Linked DNA regions of Homo sapiens: region 1 is linked to region 2. The links are chromatin contacts, found by Hi-C or POLR2A ChIA-PET in ENCODE. All regions are on one chromosome and are shown on one strand. The core of a region is the stretch at or near the end of the contact, and the rest is flanking DNA. Distances in the headings are between cores, read along the strand shown.

Evidence for each region. Hi-C counts contacts between places; a loop is a spot of excess contacts on that map. ChIA-PET counts read pairs that join two places held with the same protein, here RNA polymerase II (POLR2A). Pooled maps may share reads with other maps.
Region 1: a loop to region 2 is called in a map of chondrocyte, with 2.1 times the contacts of the local background. The contact joins two enhancer-like sites. A Hi-C loop is called at or near these places in 2 of 168 maps with a recorded cell type or tissue (Caco-2 and chondrocyte) and 1 of 50 pooled maps. POLR2A ChIA-PET finds 5 or more read pairs at or near these places in 2 of 52 experiments (K562 and OCI-LY7).

Annotation. Positions count from the first base shown.
Region 1 is chr9:106,696,703-106,699,402 of GRCh38, forward strand. No RefSeq gene overlaps it. Among named protein-coding and RNA genes, the nearest start is that of LINC01505, 82 kb to the left of the region's middle. Within about 2 kb of position 1,374, at least 14 of the 41 ENCODE cell types and tissues checked have a DNase peak (open chromatin) inside an H3K27ac peak, as active enhancers do.
Region 2 is chr9:106,796,106-106,798,805 of GRCh38, forward strand. No RefSeq gene overlaps it. Among named protein-coding and RNA genes, the nearest start is that of ZNF462, 66 kb to the right of the region's middle. Within about 2 kb of position 1,291, at least 2 of the 41 ENCODE cell types and tissues checked have a DNase peak (open chromatin) inside an H3K27ac peak, as active enhancers do.

The DNA.
Region 1 (2,700 bases), core at 124-2,623, 99 kb before region 2:
GCCTCCTATACTCCAACTTCCATACTTGTCCAGTCAAATCCATTCCATCCTCCCCAATAGAAAGGGAGAATTTTTTAAAAATGTAATTTTACTCATGTCCCCTTCCAGCTCAAAGTCCTCCAATTCTCATATCCCTGACCAGAACATGTTCCTTACAAGGCTTTGCATGATTGGAACCCTGCCCATTTCTTCAAGTTTATCCCACACCATTCCAATCTCCCCAACTTCCCCTCCCTGCTATATTACTTTCTACACCCCTGTCCCATAGCTGTTTTCTCAGTGATGTGAATACCCTTAAGCTCTTCCCTACCTCAGGACCTTTGTACTTGCTGTTCCTTTCCCCTGGCTCTTTGAATGGCTGCTGACTCCTTTACGTCTTTCATACCTCAGCTCAGATTTCACTTCCTTAGTGACGTCCTTCCTGACGGCCCCCAAATGCTTGTTTTCGTAGTATTTACTGCATAGTTCTTATGAGGTTTAAATGAGAAATGCCTTTAGAACAGTGCTTGGCACATAAGAACTGCTCATTAAAAGTTGTGATAATTATCATCATCATATCATCCTCCTTCTCTGCCACAGTAGCCTATTAAATTGCATGGAGAACACTAACAGGAGTGTGTGACTGTGATGTGTGTTTACTTCCTTTCTTTTTGTCTATCTGATTATTAGTTCCCTAAGGGATAGATCTTGTTTCTCTTTCCCCCGGTGTACCCTCACCTAGCCTCGCAGCAAACTGCCAGTCACAGAGCCGGCTCTCAAACATTTATTGAAGGAATGAATGAAAGTGAGTGCCTCTTGGCTGTCAAAGGAGTTCAAATTGCTAAAACCCCACAAAGGCCCAGGGCAGTTTCACCATTAGGGCAGACCTGCACCTGGTTCCAGAGAACAGCACTGCATATGCTCCCAGGCAATTGCATTTGCGTGTCTCAAACACTTGCCTGAAACCGGTACAGAATTTCATCTGATTTCTGATGACTCCCATCCCTCCTTCTTCCCTCCCATCCCTTGATCTCCCTCGCATTTTCCTGTTTGTATTCAACGCGTCCCTGCTTGTGCGAGAAAAGCAAAGAATCCCACAAAACTCTTTTCTTTATCCTCTTTCCAGAAAAATGGGCCAATTCACAGCTGCAATGGTTGGGAGAATTTCCTGTCTGGGAGTCTGGAAACTGCCAAGAGTGGAAAGCTGCAGCCAGCCAGCGAGGCCTCTGTTGTCACTGGCCCAAACAACAACAAAAACAACCGCAACAACAACAACAACAACAAAACATGCCACGTGTGCACTGGCATATACAAACACGCCCACAGAACCAAACCAAGCGGACAAGGCTTCAAGGAGAGCTTCTGGGCGGCTCATTCCCGCGGCGAGGCATATCCCTTGGCATGGTGCCACTGCAGCCCAGCTCCCAGCCCCCCCGCCATCTGTCATCAGCGCTCTGCCTACTGTAAGTGTGCCGACACAGTACACGGAGGCTAACAAGTAGCAAATGGAGGGGAAGAAAAAACAAAGCCACTGCAGTCAGTGGGAGAGGTGGCTAGGGCTTTGACATAAACTGACAAAAAGCTGGGAAATTTAAACTGAAAGTTTGCCCTCAAGACTTTCAGCTGTGAGGGTTGGACTGGGGAGGAGGGAAGGGTGTACGGTGAGGGAGGTTGGCAGGGAGCAGTCTGCAAAAAAGCTGGTGAGATAGAGTTAAGTAGGCCGGCTTTTTCCAGACTCTATGAATAATATGAGACATTACTTAAAATCCATTCTGACTGTTCATAGATTGCCCAAGAAGGCTTTCCCTTACAAGAAAAAAAAAAAAAGGAACTAAAAAAAAAAAAAAAAAACGCAAAACTTTTTCCAATAGAACTTCTGAAGGAAACATTTAATCAGGACACTGCGTGTAATATAATACAGGTTGCTAATTTTCCTATCAAATAATCACCTCCAGAGCAATTAGGATAAATTGTCCTTACCTTATTGTTAAATTAGTTGTCAGCTTTATGTTGTCATTTAAGGAATCGTTGGGGAAAAATCAGGGTATTTGTTATTTTGCAACGTTTTTTCACTATAACAAAAAATATTTTTTAAAACCTAATTGTCTACCAAAAATCTACAGCAGCAAAAGAACCTAAATCGGCTAAGATTCCTGCTAAACTGTGTCTAGAACTTTTGTGTGAGTGGCACAGACTGTCTGCATGCACTTGGATGGATGATTGTCTTGTGGTTTTCATTCCTTGTCATTAAATGCAGAGACTCTTTCCCTTAAAATCTTAAATATAAGGACCCAGACTACCAGGCATTTGATGATCCTCTCACAAGCTTGGCATTGCTCTATGTTAGAGACGGAGAAACTAAGGCTAAGAGAGTTTAAAATTACTCAAAGTTAAAATGGCAGAACCTCAGGATCTTCGGACTTGAGGCCCTACCCTTTTGTTTTAGACAGTGAGATTCTGCTAAGCTGCTACTATTTCACTTTGCCCTTTTAGTTCTCGCCACAAAGCCACAAATGCTATAAATGCTAATTCCCACTATTCAAAAAATATTAATTAAGCAAGCAAAATTGCAGTAAGTTTTAACTAATACGGCCAGCAACAAACCAGCTCTCATTCTGTTTGTTTGCCAGTTAAGTGTTACTATTTGATCATTTTAATAGCTGATTACTAAAAAAATTAAACTCTGCAAAAGGAGTTTCAATCCCCAAACAATTCTGATTG
Region 2 (2,700 bases), core at 41-2,540:
CCTTTGAGTTGACTGATGGATATAATTAACCAGAATGGCTTGGTAGTTTCCTCATTGCTCCATATACCATGTCTTCTTAACAATAGGAGCCAGTTATAACAAATCATCAATGAAAGAGCACAGAATTGAAATTTAGAAACATTAGGTTCACATCCCAGCTTCAATCTTGAGCAAATTAATTAAACTTTTAGGGGCTTATTATCCCTATTTGTAAAACATTGAAAATAGTACCACTTTACAGGGTTTTGTTTAAGCATCAGTGGGATAATATATGTGAAAACCTTTATCATAGCACCAAGTAAATAAAGACTTGCCCCCAAACATCAGTACTGGATCAGAAAAACAGCTTGGGCTCCAAATAAGATCATGGTCTGCTTATGCCAGATGTTGAGTCTTTGTTCTAATGATATAGTAGAATGAGTCTTAGCTCTAATGAAAGAGTCTTTGCTCTGTTGAACTTAGAGATCCTGAGTCATATTAGTTGGAGACCAGACCTGACCCATCTTTATATTAACCATCAGCAAATGCATTCTTATTTGAGTGACTAGAAAATTTAGGACTTTTAAGAAGTCGTTGCTTTTCTGTTTGTGATTTTTTTTTAGGTGCTCAACAAGAGAACCTACCTTTACCTCAATGTAAAAAAGCCATAAAAATCTGACAACACAACTGCTTAAATTAAAAAAATATATATATGCAGAACTTCAGACAGAAAAGGTAGAGTATCCCTCAGATTTAGTAAAGTTTTGGGTAGGGAACTAGCTGATTTTAAGACACTAGACTAGAGCTGCCTTGATATTATAACATAGTATGCATGACTAATATCTGGCATAGTTTTCAAACATAAATCTATTCCCCATAAACTTTGACTATGTGTGGCTCCCTCTCCAGTGTAAAATTTTGTCTGAGGAAAATTCCAAAGAGTTTCACTGAATACAAAAAACTGAAGAGAGCAAACTTAACAAATAAGACATTTTGGAAAAGGTCAAAGGATATTTAAGAGAGCTTGCCAAGATAAACAGCATAGGTTCAAAGAAAAAAAAAACTTATAATAAATTAATATTTTAGAATCCAATATATGTCACTCTCCTTGTATATTAGAATGAAATAGACATCCATTTAACAAGTACTCACCAAGGAGAAATTGATTTTGGGGGCCCACTGGACATTCACACCACAGTTTGCTACTGATACAATGAAAGGTTAATGTACCCAGTCACACAGAGCCAGTGAAGGAGGCTTGAGGTTGCACCTCATTCATGACCAAATCATCTTCAGGCAACCAAGAGACTTCCTGGAAACTTCTGTGAGAAGCTGTGGACTTTGCCATCCTGGGCCATTTATCCAGGCATGATGTTTAATTAGTGCACACAAAGTCGACGTGAAGGCTTGGCAACTCATCCTCTCACCCCTGTTGGGTTCATTGCCTCATTAGAAAAGCCCTGGATGACTAACCAGCCAGACAAAACTAACAAGCACATTTTCCACTGTCCACAGTAGCAGTAGCTAACATTTTTATAAAGATATAAGGTTTACAAAGTGATTTTATGTATGCAATACTCTCTGTTGCAGAGTAGCAGACAAAGCACCAGACCTTGGATTTCAAAGACCCGAGTCTATATCTCAATCGTCTCAATCCTGCCATTATGTGACGCTGGAAAGAGTGCTAATGCTGCCTGCCTCACAGGGAGTTGTTGGGATTATCTGAGATAGTACATGTAAACATAACTACCCCTTTGCAGGTGCTCAGTGATGATTGTCGTGACCCAATCTACTGCCTTCCCACTTCTCCAACCATTTAATTTGAAGAGTGAAATTGCCTAAATTGTCTGCTCTACATCTGAAGATATGGTGGCCCCAGAGTGACCCCCTATGTAGATCAGATGGTCAATGACAATAGAGGTTAACTGAGAAGATCATAATAGGAGATTCAGACAGGAAAGCTGGAATAGAAGACAACGTCAGCTAGGTTGACCCATCTTCAGATAAAATCTTATTGCCAATCCAGACTTCCTAGAAATTATTTTCTAGCTAAGCATGATTCTTGTTAGTTGCTGAGCTAATGTGATTATGCTGTATCCATGTGACCAAAGGAAACACTTTGAATAAAACACAGAAGAATGTTAACATTTAACTCTACAATAGAGGTCTTGTCTCTTGCCTCTTTTTCTTCTCCCATGTTTTGTTTCAAAACTCCAGGACTGAGTCCTCAGCTCCCTCAAGAGAAGGGGGCTGGGGCTCACACAGCAACTGTATTTGAAGGAAAGCAGTGATTACCTCTCCTATCTTTCACAGTCAAATAAATATTTACTAAGTAAGGACACATAGCATACATTAAAATTAATGCTTCGCACAGCTTTGGAAATGTCTGTCATATCTGTCAATGTTTCAATAGCTCCACGACTGTGAATGGCTCTGCTGTCTCTCAGTGAGAGCTGCCATTTTCCTGATGGTGCTCTGCAGGAGGCTGGGCCTGATTACACACTCGGAGCCTGAGGACGGGCAGCTAAGCGGACGAAAGCTCAAGGGAGAGAGGGAGAGCTTATAAAGTTATTGTTCAGTGAGGTCTGCGGCTGCTCTACAATATTTTTGGAGAGCAATTTAATGGTGATTTCAAATAAAGAGAGGAAGCTACACCTAATAGGCACATCCGTGTTTATAGACTATTAACAAAGAAAAACTGGAGAAAACTGACAATCATCT